2 separate regions of the Homo sapiens genome follow, and region 1 is linked to region 2. A link is an interaction called in ENCODE POLR2A ChIA-PET data of the cell type or tissue named here. Cell type or tissue: Panc1. All regions are shown on one strand.

The links. Peaks named below come from ENCODE experiments on the same cell type or tissue, not always from the same donor. Only the 100,000 strongest peaks of a DNase experiment are listed, where the experiment ranks them.
Region 1: POLR2A ChIA-PET joins it to region 2 with 12 read pairs; 4 of 35 experiments call an interaction of 5 or more read pairs at or near these places.

Annotation. Positions count from the first base shown.
Region 1 is chr16:29,735,945-29,743,944 of GRCh38, forward strand. C16orf54 (chromosome 16 open reading frame 54) reads right to left here. Exons shown (of 2, transcript NM_175900.4): 2 at 6,519-8,000. Among named protein-coding and RNA genes, the nearest start is that of C16orf54, 6.0 kb to the right of the region's middle. RefSeq lists enhancers at 2,478-2,577, 2,868-2,917. In Panc1, no CTCF peak of the experiment used is centred here; no DNase peak of the experiment used is centred here.
Region 2 is chr16:29,608,781-29,616,780 of GRCh38, forward strand. It overlaps the pseudogene SMG1P2 and the pseudogene SLC7A5P1. Among named protein-coding and RNA genes, the nearest start is that of MIR3680-2, 14 kb to the left of the region's middle. RefSeq lists silencers at 4,756-4,835, 4,876-5,165 and enhancers at 5,305-5,990, 5,991-6,675. In Panc1, no CTCF peak of the experiment used is centred here; DNase peaks (open chromatin) are centred at 2,683 and 4,961; H3K4me3 peaks cover 2,768 bases; H3K27ac peaks cover 1,191 bases.

The DNA.
Region 1 (8,000 bases), 130 kb after region 2:
GAAAGGAGCCTAGGAGAAAGAAGAGTATTAGGCTTGGTGGGGGTGGTCATGCATCCTAAAATAATTTTGAGGTCTTCACAGGGGGATATTGAAGTGGCTGTTAGAGAGATAGGGTTTGAAGTCAGGAGAGAGACATAGGTTAAGACATAGGTTTGGGTTCATGTTACAGAGACCCAGGACGACAGTGATTTATACAAAAGAAAGTGTTAGTTCTCTGTCGTGTAATTACACTGAGGCAGGCAGTTCAGGTGTCCTGTGCTGGCTGCAGGGATTCAAGCTCCTTCCATCTCCTGGCTCAGCCAACCCTGGCATGCTGCCGTTGTCCATGATATCTCACCATCATGTCTGGATTCTAAATAGCAGGAGAGAGAAAGAGGAGTGGGGAAGAGGAGCCAGAACCAGTTGCATGGATGCCCTTAGCCACAAGGGGGTCTGGGAAATGCAGCTTTTCCTCTGGGTGGCCACAAGCCCAGTTAAAAATAATGGTGCTGGCAACGTGCATGGCACACGGCTGGAATCCCAGCACTTTGGGAGGCTGAGGCAGGTGGATCACTTGAGCCCAGGAGCTCAACACCAGCCTGGCCAACATAGTGGGACCCCATCTCTACAAGAAATACAAAAAATAGCCAGGTGTCATGGCACATGTCTGTAGTCCCAGCTACTTGGAAGGCTGACACAGGAGGATTACCTGAAAGTGAGGAGGTCAAGGCTGCAGTGAGCTGTGATTGCACCACTGCACTCGTCTTGGCAACAGAGCAAGACTCTGTTTCAAAAAAGAAAGAAAAAAAGAAGAGGTTGTATTAGTCCATTCTCATGCTATTAATAAAGACATACCCGAGACTGGGTAATTTATAAAGGAAAGAGGTTTAATTGACTCACAATTAAGTATGGCTGGGGAGGCATCAGGAAACTTATACAGTCATGGCAGAAGGGGAAGCAAAAACATCCTTCTTCATGTGGCGGCAGCAAGGAAAAGTGCTGAGCCAAAGGAGCAAAAGTCCCTTATAAAGCCATCAGATCTTGTGACAACTTTATCACCAGAACAGCATGGAGGTAACCACCCTCATGATTCAATTGCCTCCTACGACACGTGGGGATACAGCCAAACCATATCAGAGGTAGTGCTATTCCTTTAAAATAATGCGAGAATAGATCTAGGAGGACCACATCTGCCACCGCTGGAGATGGAGACATGGGGAACATCAGGGTATGAGATAGTAATTGGGGCCAGGCGCAGTTGGCTCACGCCTGTATCCCAGCACTTTGGGAGGCTGAGGCGGGTGGATCACTTGAACTCAGGAGTTCAAGACCAGCCTGACCAACATGGTGCAACCCCATCTCTAGTAAAAAAAAATACAAAATTAGGCTGGGCGCGGTGGCTCATGCCTGGAATCCCAGCACTTAGGGAGGATGAGGTGGACGGATCACCTGAGGTCCGGAGTTGAAGACCAGTCTGGCCAACATGGTGAAACCCCGTCTGTACTAAAAATATAAAAATTAGCCGGGCATGGTGGTGGATGCCTGTAATCTCAGCTACTTGGGAGGCAGAGGCAGGAGAATCGCTCAAACCTGGGAGGCGGAGATTGCAGTGAGCTGAGATCATGCCATTGCACTCCAGCTTGGGCGACAAAAGCGAGACTCCGTCTCAAAAAAAAAAAATAAAATAGCTGGACATGGTAGTGTGCGCTTGTAATCCCAGAGACTTGGGAGGCTGAGGCAGGAGAATTGCTTGAGCCCAGGAGGCGGAGGTTGCAGTGAACTGAGATCATGCCATTGTACTCCAGCTTGGGCAACAAGAGTGAAACTCCGTCTCAAAAAAAAAGAGATAGCAATTGGAGCCTTGGGCCTAGGTGAAATTTCCCAGAAGGAGTGCAGAGGGAGGGGAAAAGCAGCCCAGGACTGACCTTTGAGAAGGCATGCCGCCAGCAAAGAGAGTCAGAGAGCACGGCTGGGTAGCGGGGAGGGAAAGCAGGTGTGTGTAAAGCCACAGAGCCATGGGGAGAGAACATTTCCAGAAGTGTCCAGTGCTGTCTGCAGGAGGCTTGAAAGTGTCCTTTGATTAAAACAGCAGGTCATGATTTTGATGGCAGTCGTTTCTGTAGAGTGCTGGAAGCCCATGGAAGCCTGCAACCAGTTGCAGAGGGAGGGGAAGATGAGAAAGTGTAGACTGCTAGGACAGACGGCTCTTCCCAGACGTTTGGCTGTGAAGGAGGTGAGAAGTCGTGCTGTGTGTGAGGGGTAGAGAATGAGTTGTTGGAGCTGGACATGACTCACCCCTGTAATCCCTGCACTTTGGGAGGCTGAGGAGGGAGGATCACTTAAGGCTAGGAGTTTGAGACCAGCCTGGGCAACATGGTGAGACCCTATGCCTACAAAAGTCAAAATACTAGTTAGATCTGGTGGCATGTGCCTGTAACCCCAGGTACTTGGGAGGCCAAGGCAGAAAGATGGCTTGAGCCCAGGAGATTGAGGCTGCAGTGAGCCGTGACTGCACCACTGCACTCCAGCCTGGGTGACAGAGTGAGACCCTATCTCAGAAAAAAGAAAAAAAAAAAAAAAGAGTTGTTGGTTGGCTGGTTGTTTTAAGGTGGGAGAGATGTCAACTTATTTATATGGGGAAATAGCCTTTTGGGTGATAGTGTGAATGGAATAACCTGACAAGCATGTCCTCACCACTATGCATCTAGAAGCGCTGCATAAAACCAAACAAACATCCTTTAAAACATGCAGCTTAGTTGCAAAAAAGAAAGGGAAATCCCCAGGAGGCACGAAGAGGAAACTGAACACTAGAGCTGTGCAACTTGCTGGGTGGCTGTGATCTTGGCATTGAAGGGCCTAGGGCTTTACACCTACCTAGAGATTGGAGATAAGGCCTTGTCTGGGGAACTGAAAACATAAACACTAATAGAAAGCTTGTACCCTTAAGGGGTGACATCCTTGGTGAAAGAGTAAACTAGGAAAAAAATCTGCCTCCAGTTCAGGGAGCATAAAAGGACCTTGTCTGTTTCACTCTGAGATTTGGTGACAATAAATGGTCTCTTTTGAGAATTCATAACCAAAGGCTTGGCCTCACTTGGACTTGGGGTTCAAGTTTACATCATCTGCATGGTCTGGGAAGCCCAAATGTCAACAAATAATATAGTCCAGGCCAGGTGTGGTAGCTCGTGCCTATAATCCCAGCACTTTGGGAGGCTGAGGTGGGAGGATCACCTGAGGTTAGGATTTCAAGACCAGCCTGGCCAACATGGTGAAACTACGTATCTACTAAAAATACAAAAATTAGCCGGGCATGTTGGCAGGAGCCTGTAATCCTAGATACTCGGGAGGCTGAGGCAGGAGACCTCGGGAGGTGGAGGTTGCTTGACCCTGGGAGGTGGAGGTTGCAGTGAGCTGAGATCGCACCACTGCACTCCAGCCTGTGCAACAGAGCAAGACTCTGTCTCAAAATAATAATAATAATAAATAATAATAATAATAATAATAACAATGTAGTCCAGGGTTGGTAACACCCATGAAGAGCTCTTGGCAGAAGCAGATGTGAAACCTCTTTGAACCTTGGTGGGCATGTGCATTCCCACTGATAACACCCTGCTGAAGCTGAATTCACAGCTCAAAATTACAAAACATAAGAGGAAACAATCTTCATGAATGACAGTAAGCAGACACAGCATATAGCAGGATTAGCTCCAACTCCAGAACTCCAGAGAATAGCATTATTTGGCAAAGAACCATACAGCAAGTGTGGTTTAAATTTCTAAAGATATAAAAGAAGACATCAATATGAGAAAGAAATAAGATGGTGTTAAAAATGAGTGGGATTCCGGTCAATGAATGCGTCTAAAAAAAAAAGTGAGCAGGAGAGGTTTAAAGTAAAAAGAAGAAACAGTAAAATGAATGTGTCTGTTAATCTATGAACTTATTCATTCCCCATTCATTAGGCTCCTATAGTGTTTTAGACCATGTTCTGGGTCTGGAAATATAAAGATGACTCTGCAGATAGCAAGTTAGACTCTGCCTCAGGAAGATCGCATGCAGAAATCCATGTATCAATGCATCCATTTATCTATACATCCACTCATCCACACATCCATTCTCTTCACCTATCCATTCTCCCATCCATCCATCCATCCATCCATCTATTCATCCATCCATCTGTCCGTCTGTCCATCTATCCATCCATCCATTTATTCATCCATCCATCCATCCATTCATCCATCCATCTAGTCTTCCATCCATTCATTTATTTATCCATCCATCCATCCATCCATCCATCCAACCGTCTTTCATTTTACTCACTGTGGGGGAAAGAAAGAGAGATCTGACTGTTACTGTGTCTCTGTAGAAAGAAGAAGACATAAGAAACTCCATTTTGTTCTGTACTAAGAAAAATTCTGCCTTGAGATGCTGTTAATCTGTAACCCTAGTCCCAACCCTGTGCTCGCAGAAACATGTGCTGTGTTGACTCAAGGTTTAATGGATTTAGGGCTGTGCAGGATGCACCTTGTTAAAAATGTGTTTGCAGGCAATATGCCTGGTAAAAGTCATTGCCATTCTCCATTATCGAGTATCTAGGGACAGAATGCACTGCGGAAGGCTGCAGGGACCTCTGCCCAAGAAAGCCTGGGTATTGTCCAAGGTTTCTCCCCACTGAGACAGCCTGAGATATGGCCTTGTGGGAAGGGGAAGACCTGACTGTCCCCCAGCCCAACACCGTAAAGGGTCTGTGCTGAGGAGGATTAGTGAAAGAGGAAGGCCTCTTTGCCGTTGAGATAAGAGGAAGGCATCTGTGTCCTGCTCGTCCCTGGGAACGGAATGTCTCGGTGTAAGGCCCGATCATACATTCTATTTACTGAGATAGGAGAAAACTACCTTATGGCTGGAGGTGAGACATGCTGGCGGCAATACTGCTCTTTACTGCTCTGAGATGTTTGTGTAAAGTCAAACATAAATCTGACCTACGTGCACATCGAGGCACAGCACGTTTCCTTAAACTTATTTATGACACAGAGACCTTTGCTCACGTTTTCCTGCTGACCCTCTCCCTACCATTACCCTATAGTCCTGCCATATCCGCCTCACTGAGATAGTAGAGATAGTGATCAATAAATACTAAGGGAACTCAGAGACCAGTGCCCGCACAGGTCCTCCGTATGCTGAGCGCTGGTCCCCTAGGCCCACTGTTCTCTCTCTATACTTTGTCTCTGCATCTTATTTCTTTTCTCAGTCTCTTGCCCCACCTGACAAGAAATACCCACAGGTGTGGAGGGGCTGGCCCCCTTCACTCATTCTCAAATGTCACAGCTAGAAAAGTCCCAATAGAACATCTTGTTCAACTTTCAGCTGTCTTTTTGTACATGAAAAAAGCACATGAGGCCCCATAATACAAAACTCTGTTTTCTGAAGTCTCTAAGTGAATAAGGTGATGGAGGCAGATCATGAACTGGGGCCTTGTCCCTGCATTTCTTCCACACTGCAGTGCCTTTCCTGAACCCATGGCATGGAAGCATCTGACCTCTGAACACCTGCCTGTATCTTCTGTTTCTCTCAGGTCTGTTCACTCCTCGTGGGCAGAGTCCCCACAACCCAGTGCTGTCAACTGATGGTGATGATAAGGAATGTCATTACCCAGCTCATGAGTGATAGAGATGGGACAGGGCCCTGGTCTCTCCCTGGTGTCAGTTTTGTGTCCATATCTTAGCTCACCCCTACCTTTGTTCCCTACTCTGCCGCTAGAGAGACTGTGAGCTCCTTGAGGGCAGGGCCCAGGTCTTATTCCTCCCCTCCCAGTGCCCAGCTCAGAAACAGTGCTTAGGATGCTGGCCAGTGACTACACCTGGGAGAAGAGACTGGACTAGGCTCTCGGTCCCTCTGCCTGGGGTTTCTGGCTGCTCTGTCAACTTCCAACATCCCAAAAATCAGAGGGGAGGTCAAGGGATTGGATGAGAGGCTCCAAGTGCTCCTTAGCCCACTGTGCAGGGAGAAGTGAGTGTTTCCTGGCTGTGGGTGAACTTCGTGGACAGCATTAAACAACACAGCATCCCGCCCCCTGTGCGGGGCTGTCTGTCTGCCTTGGCACTTCCAGAAGGTCTCATTGTGGTGCTAGAGTATCTAACACTTTCTGACTTGCAGATCAACATTCCCTTTTCTTGTTAACAAAGAGCAGTGCCGGGCGCGGTGGCTCACACCTGTAATCCCAGCACTTTGGGAGGCTGAAGCGGGCAGATCATGAGGTCAGGAGTTCGAGACCAGCCTGGCCAGCATGGTAAAACCCTGTCTCTACTAAAAATACAAAAATTAGCCAGGCATGGTGGCAGGCGCCTGTAATCCCAGCTACTTGGGAAGCTGAGGCAGGAGAATCGCTTAAACCCAGAGGCGGAGGTTGCAGTGAGCGGAGATCGCGCCATCACACTGCAGCCTGGGCAACAGAGCGAGACTCCGTCTCAAAAACAACAACAAAAACAAAGAGCAGAGTTTTAGGTCAATGCTTCCAGCAGGGAACAGAATTTAGATCTTAACAATTTTGTTTACATTGTATTTATTTTCATGTTTTACCTTCTATTGATGGCAAATGAGACTGGTTTTCCATTTACAGAAGTGATACAAAAGATTCCTGTTGCAATAATTTCATTAAGTGAATAATGAGCCAATTTAAAGAAAAATATAAAGCAAATAATTGTACAGATGGTAAACTAATATGGCAAAATCACTAATATTCAAGGCTGAAGTTTGGCCGGGCATGGTGGCTCATGGCTGTAATCCCAACACTCTGAGAGATGGGGATGAGTGGCTCTCTCGAGCCCAGGAATTAAAGACCAGCCTGGGCAACATAGCAAGACCCTGTCTCTAAAAAAAAAAAATAGCCAGGTGTGGTGGTACATGCCTGTAGTTCCACCTACTAGGGAGACTGAGGTGGGAGGATCACTTAAGCCCAGGAGTTCAAGGCCGCAGTGAGCTGAGATTGTGCCACTGTAGTCCAGCCTGGGCAACAGAGTGAGACCCTGTTTCAAAAACAAAAAAAAGTGGCCGGGTGCAGTGCTCATACCTGTAATCCCAGCATTTTGGGAGGCTAAGGCTGCTGGATCACTTGAGCCCAGGAGTTGGAAACCTGCCCAGGCAGTATGGTGAGACCGTGTCTCTACAAAAAAAATACAAAAATTAGCTGGGCGTGGTGGTATGCACCTGCAGTCCCAGCTATTCTAGAGGTTGAGGTGGGAGGATCGCTTGAGCCTAGGAGTTCGAGGCTGTAGTGAGTTGAGATTGTGCCACTGCACTCCAGTCTGGGTGACAGAGTTGAGATTCTGTCTCAAAAAAAAAAAAAAAAAAAAAAAAAAGACAAAGTTTGGAAAATTAAACCCCCAGGGAAATGGAAACTACATCTGCTGCTCACCCACCTGCCTGCCTCTCCTAAAGGGAAGATTGGGTACTTGGGGTCCCATTTCTGTAGGGTGGAGCATTATAAGTAAGCCTAGCTTGTGGCAAATCTGTCTCTCTGGACACTCCAGCAAGCTGGAAGGGACGATGATCAGAGGTCACAGTTTGGGAGTTGCCCTGCTCTAGGACAACGCTCCTCTCCACATTGGATGAAACTCAGTTTCCCCTGGCCATGGCCTTCCTCACCATGGAGTGGTGAGGGTCCGAGGCTGAGACGTGTGCAGATGGAGGAGAATGGGCAGAGGAGCCTGTGGGTTTTCTCTGACTCTAGGTCCCCACTCCAGCAAGACAGCGCCGCTGCAGCTTGGCCCAGCAAGTTCCTCCTTGCAGTTTGGGGGTCAAAGCCACAGTTCATATGAAACAAAATGTTCCTCTGCCTGGTCTGGTCCTCTCTTTGTGTATTTTCCTAGAGGACCTCACAGTGGGTGAGTGGCCAAGGAGAACAGGATTTGTGGCTCTGGGAAACTGGATTCCTGTCATCTCCTGCCAGCTGTCATCGCCACACCGAGGCTGTTCAGCACCGCAGGACCCGTTCTCTTTGGTATTGGTGGCTTCGGTAAACACTGAAA
Region 2 (8,000 bases):
CAGGGAGTCTGTCCCTTACAGACCCGTGACCCCGTGACAGATGAATAAAGTACAGACACACAGATATTCTGCTCTGCCAGTCCAGCTGAGGGTCCCAGCCGCTTATAGGCTCCCTGCTGAGTCCTGTAAACAGTTGCTACTTGGCCCTGATCAGCTAGTCAGACGCGCATTTATTCAGTATGATTAATTAACAAAAGCTTGAGTCAACACCATTAGAGTGTAACAGACATTGTGGACTTCCCGAGTAAAAAGCATTTAAGCACCCAGGGTCTTAAGATTATATGAGTAAACAAGCTAGCTAGGTAAACTACTCTGCCTTTCTTTTATTTCTATGTTTATTTGTTTAACTAAAGGTAAAGGGATCAGGCCGCCTTCAGCCAGAGCTAATTACCAAAGTTATGCCAACTTCTCGGCCTTCCAAGATTTGTGTCTATTTCTATAACTATCTCTAATATCTTTCCCACCAGAATGATTGAACCCCAACACACCTCCGTCTCTCAGCAGGGTCTGCCTGTTCAGAGAACACAACTTCTCCTTCTTGCCTTACACACAGGGGCAAGAATAGGTTCACCCTTGCAGAGAGCACATCCCTTTCTGTTACTGAAAATCACTTTCCAAAAAAAAAAAAAAAAAAAGCAACACATACACACATACTCACCACATACACAGGTGGGTCAGAGAAAAAAAACAAGTACAAATGGCTTAGGGACATGAGAAGTGTGGCCCTAACTTTCGCTGAAAGGGATCCTATTAACATTAACCCTCACCTCTGGGTCAGAGAGGGTTGGCACTCTACAGCCTGCCTTGAGGCTTTACCTACTGGGACCAAAAGGACTGCTGGAAAGCTATTTTAGGCCGGGTGCGGTGGCTCAAGCCTGTAATCCCAGCACTTTGGGAGGCAGAGGCGGGTGGATCACCTGAGGTCAGGAGTTCAAGACAAGCCTGGCCAACATGGTGAAGCCCTGTCTCTGCTAAAAATACAAAAAATTAGCTGGGCATGGTGGGCACCTGTAGTCCCAGCTACTCGGGAGGCTGAGGCAGGAGAGTCGCTTGAACCCGGGAGGTGGAGGTTGTAGTGAGCCGAGATCACGCCATTGTACTCCAGCCTGGGTAAGAGCAAAACTCCATCTCAAACATAAAATAAAATAAAAATAAATAAATAAAAATACTTTTTAAAGCCCTATTACCACAAAATAAATCCAGGAACGTGTGACTTGGTACAGCCTCTTTGGAAGGCACATTAGCTATTACATTAGAATCCACACCCCGCCGGGTGCGATGGCTCATGCCTGTAATCCTAGCAAATTGGGAGGCTGAGGCACATGCCCGTAATCCTGCACAGGCAGGAGAATTGCTTAAAACCAGGAAGCAGAGGTTGCAGTGAGCAACGAGCCTGGGCGACAGAGACAGACTCTGTCTCAAAACAAAAACAAAAACAAAAAACAAAAAACCACATAACCTTTTCCCATTTGCACAAAGCTGGGAAACCCCAAATGCCCTCCACAGGGGTCTACGGGGGGTCAGGGGGTGGGGGCGGTGAGCACACTTGTTCCTGCCGACACAGGGAAGTCTTCTTAGCAGCTAAAGAGGGCAGCCTCTGCGTACCGCCTGGGAACATGGCAAAACCATTTTAGGCTTAAAAAAAAGGTGGAGAACAAGTTGTACATTATGATCTTTTAAATAAATAGGCCAGCGATATATTTGTAACAGAAGCAGCTCTGGAAGCGTACACTGTCAGCCACAGAAACTCTGGGGCTGGGGGGTGGTAAAGGAGGAGAAATGTGTCACCCAGGCAGGAGCTTAGTGGCACCATCTTGGCTCCCGAGTTCAAGCAGTTCTCCTGCCTCAGCCTCCGAGTAGCTGGGACTACAGGTGTGCGCCGTCACGCCCAGCTGATTTTTGCTTTTTTTTTTGAGACAGAGTTTCGCCTTGTTGCCCAAGCTGGAGTGCAGTGGTGCGATCTCAGCTCACTGCAACCTCCACCTCCTGGGTTCTAGTGATTCTCCTGCCTCAGCCTCCCGAGTAGCTGGGATTACAGGTATCTGCCACCACACCTGGCTAATTTTTTGTATTTTTAGTAGAGATGGGGTTTCACCATGTTGGCCAGGCTGGTCTCGAACTCCTGACTTCAGGTGATCCGCCTGCCTCGGCCTCCCAAAGTGCTGGGATTACAGGCATGAGCCACAGTGCCTGGCTGGTTTGAATTTTTAAATGATGATGAATTCATGTATGACTGATGTGATTTTTATTAGAAAGAGAAAACTAGGCAGCGCCCCATCCTATGTCTCCTTCCTGGTGGCCAATGAAGCATTTCCCACAACTCACTCCTGGCACCAACAGGAAGTCAGACACTCAGCACCCAGGGGCTGCTTTTTTTTTTTTTTTTTTTTTCTTTGAGACAGGCTTGCTCTGTCACCCAGGCTGGAGTGCAGTGGCAGGATCTCAACTCACTGCAACCTCCACGTCCCGGAGCATGCCTCAGACTCATAAGTAGCTGGGATTACAGGCGTGAGCCACTATGCTCAGCTAATTTTTGTATTTTTAGTAGAGATGGGGTTTCACCATGTTGGTCAGGCTGGTCTCGGACTCCTGACCTCGGTAGATCTGCCCATCTTGGCCTCCCATAGTGCTGGGATTATAGGCGTGGGCCATCACACCCAGCCAACAGGGATCCATTTTTTAAAGGTAAGAGTGCAGGCTGCATAAGCTATTATCCATGTCGTTACATACCAGGCGGACATGTACCTAGGCGGGAGGGAGACTGAACCAGTGAAATTCTAATGACAAAAAAAAGAAATCAGAGTCATCCCTTACATTCACATGTCCAACGCCCAGCTGGAAGCCACAGGCTCTCCCCACTCCTGTCCTACTACGATTTTTCCCGGCTTTGACCTGCATGGTGGTGCGGCTGCTCCGCTCAGAGCCTCAGAGAAACCACACAGAGCCCTGCTGAGTCTTGCCCTCGGGGCATTCTCACATTTATGAAGAAATGCCTCCCCCTCCCCCTTCTCCCCAAAGTACGGTGTGGCAGAAAACAGCGCCAACAGGTCCTGCCAGTCAGAAGCCACTCCCCTGATTTCATGGCTCAAGACCCCAACTGTAAATTAGCCCTTCCCACCTTGAATATGTACACACACTACTGAGATCCAGGCCGATCCTTGCCATGGGATGAACCTGAGAATTGCCAAGACCCGCCTTCCCACGCCACCCAACCAAATCATGTGGTATCTGGTACAAGTGATTTTCCCCCTGAAATCCCACAAGAAAACTATTTTGAGGCCGGGCACGGCGGCTCACGCCTGTAATCCCAGCACTTTGGGAGGCCGAGCCGGGCGGATCACAAGGTCAGGAGATCGAGACCATCCTGGCTAACACGGTGAAACCCCATCTCTACTAAAAATATAAAAAAAATTAGCCGGGCGTAGTGGCGGGCGCCTGTAGCCCCAGCTACTCGGAAGGCTGAGGCAGGAGAATGGCGTGAACCCGGGAGGCGGGGCTTGCAGTGAGCCGAGATCGCGCCACTGCACTCCAGCCAGGGCGACAGAGCAAGACTCCATCTCAAAAAAAAAAAAAAAAGAAAAGAAAAGAAAACTATTTTGAAAAGCAGTTCTCTCTGGCCTGGTGAAGAACACACCAGCACCATGCCCACCAAAACAGGAGCCCCATGGCTGTTTCCCAGAGTAACCTGGGACCCGCACGTCCATTCACTGCAACACAGACTGAATCTGCAGCCAAGCTCCGCTCTCTCACTACTGGGCAACCCTCAGGGGGGATCCCTTAGCCTAAACCAGCACCAGTCACTACCCGCACACGATTTTATTACTACTGTTTTCTTATGAGTCAGCCCGTGTCACTGATTCCTGACGAGCTGGTGTGGAGAGCAGAAATGAATAATTTTCTTTTCAACTGCAATTTCCTTTTCAACAACCAGTCAGCAATCGGAGCTTTAACAATAAACCGGTTGCTCAGTTACTCCACGTGGGTGCCACGCAAGAGGCTGGGAGTATTGCTCAGCGGGGCCAACGGGAGGCTGGCACTTGCCTGAACCGCTTAAGTGGGGGAATGAAATGCCCACCGAAGGGCAGGGCAGGGACCCTGCTGTCCCGTCACTGAAGATATTCCCAGCCCGTGGGGAGAAGTGTAAACGAATGAATGAAAGAAACGCACGTGGTTTCTGGGACCAATGACCTTAGCCTAGAACTGCCGGGACGGTCCAGGAACGCAAAAATGTAGAGATGTGGGAGCCAGGGGCGTAGTGATGCAAGGATGCAGGGACCCAGGGACCACGACCTCCCAACCCCCGGCCCGCGCCCCGTACTCACGCACGCAGTGGCAGGCCATGAGCTTGGCTGCCTCCTCGGGCACCGGGCAGCTGGGGAAGAGCGGCTTGAGCAGGTAGGTGGCGAAGACCAGGGCCACGATGTACTGCGATGAAGGCCGGATGACGAGCAGCTCGATCCAGAGCTTGAGGAAGGCGGGCAGCGAGCCGTAGACGTCCAGCATGTAGGCGTAGTCGCCGCCCGATTTGGAGATGGTGGTGCCCAGCTCCGCGTAGCAGAGCGCGCCCACGATGGAGAAGACGCCGCACGCGGCCCACATCACCAGCGCCAGCCCCGGCGAGCCTGCCTCCTTAAGCACGCCCGTGGGCGTCACGAAGATGCCCGAGCCGATGATGGCGCCCACGATGATGGCCACGCCGTTGAGTAGCGTGATGTTCCGCTGCAGGGTCACGCCCTCGCCCTCGCCTGCCGGCGCCGCGCCGTCCGCGCGCTTGGAGGCCAGCATCTTCTCCCGCGCCTCTTCCTTCTCCTCGGCCACCGGGGCCGCTAGCGCCCGCCGCTTCGGGCCCGCACCCGCCATGCTCTGCTTACCGGCCGGGCCTGGGACACCCGAGAGCCGCAGCCGAGCGAGGATTGTGCGCGCCGCTCGCCGCCCGCAGCTGCGTCAAGAACCCCGCCCGCGCCGCCTTTTAGGCCCCGGCCCGCTGGCCCCGCCCACCGTCCGCGGCTCCTCCCCGCCCCGTGGCCCGGCCGCGGCTCTCAGCCCCGCCCCCTCGACCCAGCTCGGAGCACGTGCGTCCTCCGGCCTAGCCTGGCAGGCGATTCCCAGGCCCGCGTGGTCCTCGAAGGCCCCCGTCCTCCTGCGCCATGGAGACCCCGGCCTCGCGACCTACCCCCCCGGCGCCCGCGTCATCCCACCCCGTCCTCCCGGGTGCGCCTGGGCGGGGCCTGGCAGTCAGGGCGAGCCCCTTCACCCACTGGCCCGCAGCCTCTCGTCAAGCCTGGGAGCGGGCAGTGCACCAGGGCTGGCCTGAGGCCAAGGATGGGGTTTGGGGTACCCCCCGAAGGGAACCTAGGCTCCTGTCCCGGATGGGCCTAGGGGATGGAACCGCCCCCACAACCAGCTCCTGGGGCACGGGGGAGGGATGAGAGGATGACCTGAGGGGAAGCTCCTGCAGCCTCCTTCCAGCCTGGGGGCTGCATCAATGTGGCTGGTGAGCCGCGAACTGAGACGAGGGAAGAACCGAACCGAGGCCACCCAGTAATTCCCATTGTATCCCAAAAGAATCTTGCCAAAGATGGCGATCCGGTGCCCGTAGCTTTGAGAAGCAGTAATAACACAGGCTTTGGGAAGCCAGCAATCTGCCTGAGCTCAATTTAATCAACAGAACCGGGGGTTCACCGGGAGCCATAAGACCCCCACCCCCAAATCTAGCTGGGGAATTCAAAGGCAGGCTTCAGTGTGAAGGGGCTTTAAAGCTTGTTATTCCTGGGGAATGCGAGAGGCATCTTAGCTAAAAAGGGTTGAGAGGTAATTTCAGTTAGAGGCGAGAGCAGGATGCCAAGGCTCCTAGGCCTGGAAACGGGAAGGAATATAAATACTGCCCCGAGATTGACCAGACTGGTGAGCAGCCAAAGACCTCTTCAAAGGGTGTGTGTGGGTCAGGGAGGAAGCTCCTCGGTATCACCCCCACCCGGGGTTCCTTGGCGTGTGTCCTAACGAGTCCTTGGAAGCTCACAGCAGGCATGTGGGGAGGCCTTTGTTCTGGGTGAGCGTTCAGCCTCCCAGGGCAAACACGCAAACACCGGTTGCAGAGCTGGGTGTTCACAGCAAGACAGTCTGCTGGGCAGATGCCTCTGGAATCCACAGAATCCTGAACAATAGCCGTGGTGGAGGGGGGGTCAGAATCCCTGTCATGCTGGGACCTCTAGCTGCAGCCAGGAATGTCCAGGCCCCACCCCGGGGAGGAGGCGGCTGAGGAATGCCACGGCTTGTCATTCTGGACCTTGCTCGCCCCCCGGTATGGCGGGCATTCCTCTGCAGTGATAAAACCAAGCGAAATCTCAGCAGCCCAGGCAGCCACCGGCAGGGGAGTGCGGAGGTCACACAGATACTAACTTGTAATCTGCCGTCCACGCTGCTGGCTGTGGAAGGTGCAGAGAGCCCTCCATCCGCCCTATTCTTCCCGCTGTGCCTGCAGAGGGAAGGAGACAGTACCACCATGGCTGGGCAAACTCACCGAGTGCTCACTGAGTCCTCCCCTAGATAGCTTCTTGTGCAATAGGGTAGGTGCCAGTTAGGAGCAAGGTTAGAGATTGTAGGGCCAGATTTTTTGCTTAGGTTCAACTACGCAAAATAAAAATAGACTTTGCATGCATTTCAGGCACTGGGCTGACGACCGGCCACCAGGGAGGCTCCGCCCCACTTCTTAGCTTTGGCCCCAACGTTAGTCTTGTTGCTGCTCTCAGGCGTGCTCTGCGTGTGAAAGATGACTTGGAGGCTGGGCGCGGTGGCTCACGCCTGTAATGCCAGCCCTTTGGGAGACCAAGGTGGGAAAATCTCTTGAGCCCAGGAGTTCAAGACCAGCCTGGGCAACATAGGGAGACCCCGTCTCTACAAAAAATACAAAAACTAGCCCAGCGTGGTGGTGGTGCACCTGTAGTCCCAGCTGCTGGGGAGGCTGAGGTAGAAGGATCACCTGAGCTGGGGAAGGTTGAGGCTGCAGTGAGCTGAGATCACACCACTGCACTCCAGCCTGGGTGACAAAGCAAGACTCCATCTCAAAAACAAAACAAAACAAAAAATAACAAAAAAAAAGAGGGTGAAAGGCAGCCCCAGAGTGGGAGAAGAGATTTGTAAAATGGACAAAGGCCTTATAATTGGAATATATAAAGAACTCCTAAAAATCACTAAGAAAACCACAGACAGCCCAAGAGAAAAATGGGCAAATGGCTCAAGTAGGTGTCTGGTGAAAGAGGATATGCAGATGGCCAATGAATCTGCACAAAGTGCTCCACATCATTAATCATTAGGGAAGTGCAAATTAAATCCACAGGAGACACCTGGGCACACCCTCCAGAAAGCACACAATGACCTGCTGGCAAGGACAGGAACGACCACTTTGGAAAACTCTTTGGCAGCACAGCCAAACTGAGCCTTTCCACTCGAAAATGCCCTTTGCTCAGAACCCAGCAGCAGCTCCAAAGTCTCCACCCAGCCTATCGGGCCCCAGTACCCACCCTTGCCTCCCATGCCTCTCTCCTCACCCCTGCACTTGGCTGCCTCACCCTCGGGCTGCACCTTGAACACCAGAAGGGCGCTCCTGCCTCCAGCCTCTGCCTGGAATTCTCTGCCCTCGGGTAGCCATGTGGTTCACTCCTCCTTTGGTCTCTGCCCAAATGGCCCCTGTAGAAGAGACCTCCCCACCCAGCCATGTCCTCTCCCTGTGACTTACCACCCCAGACTTTCTGTGTTGATGCATCGTGGTCTACCTCCTTCCGTCAGAACGTGAGCTCCGAGGCAAAGGCTCTTCAGACCTGAAACAGTCTAGGCTCTGTCCCCAGAGTCTAGAATAGAGCCTGCCATGTAATTGGCACTCAATAAATGTTACATGAATTAATGGAAACCATCCTGGCACGAGTGGTAGCTCTCTTTCCACCAAAAGAATGAGCTTGCCAAGAGAGAGAGACAACATCACGAAAGAGAGACAGAAAAGCCAC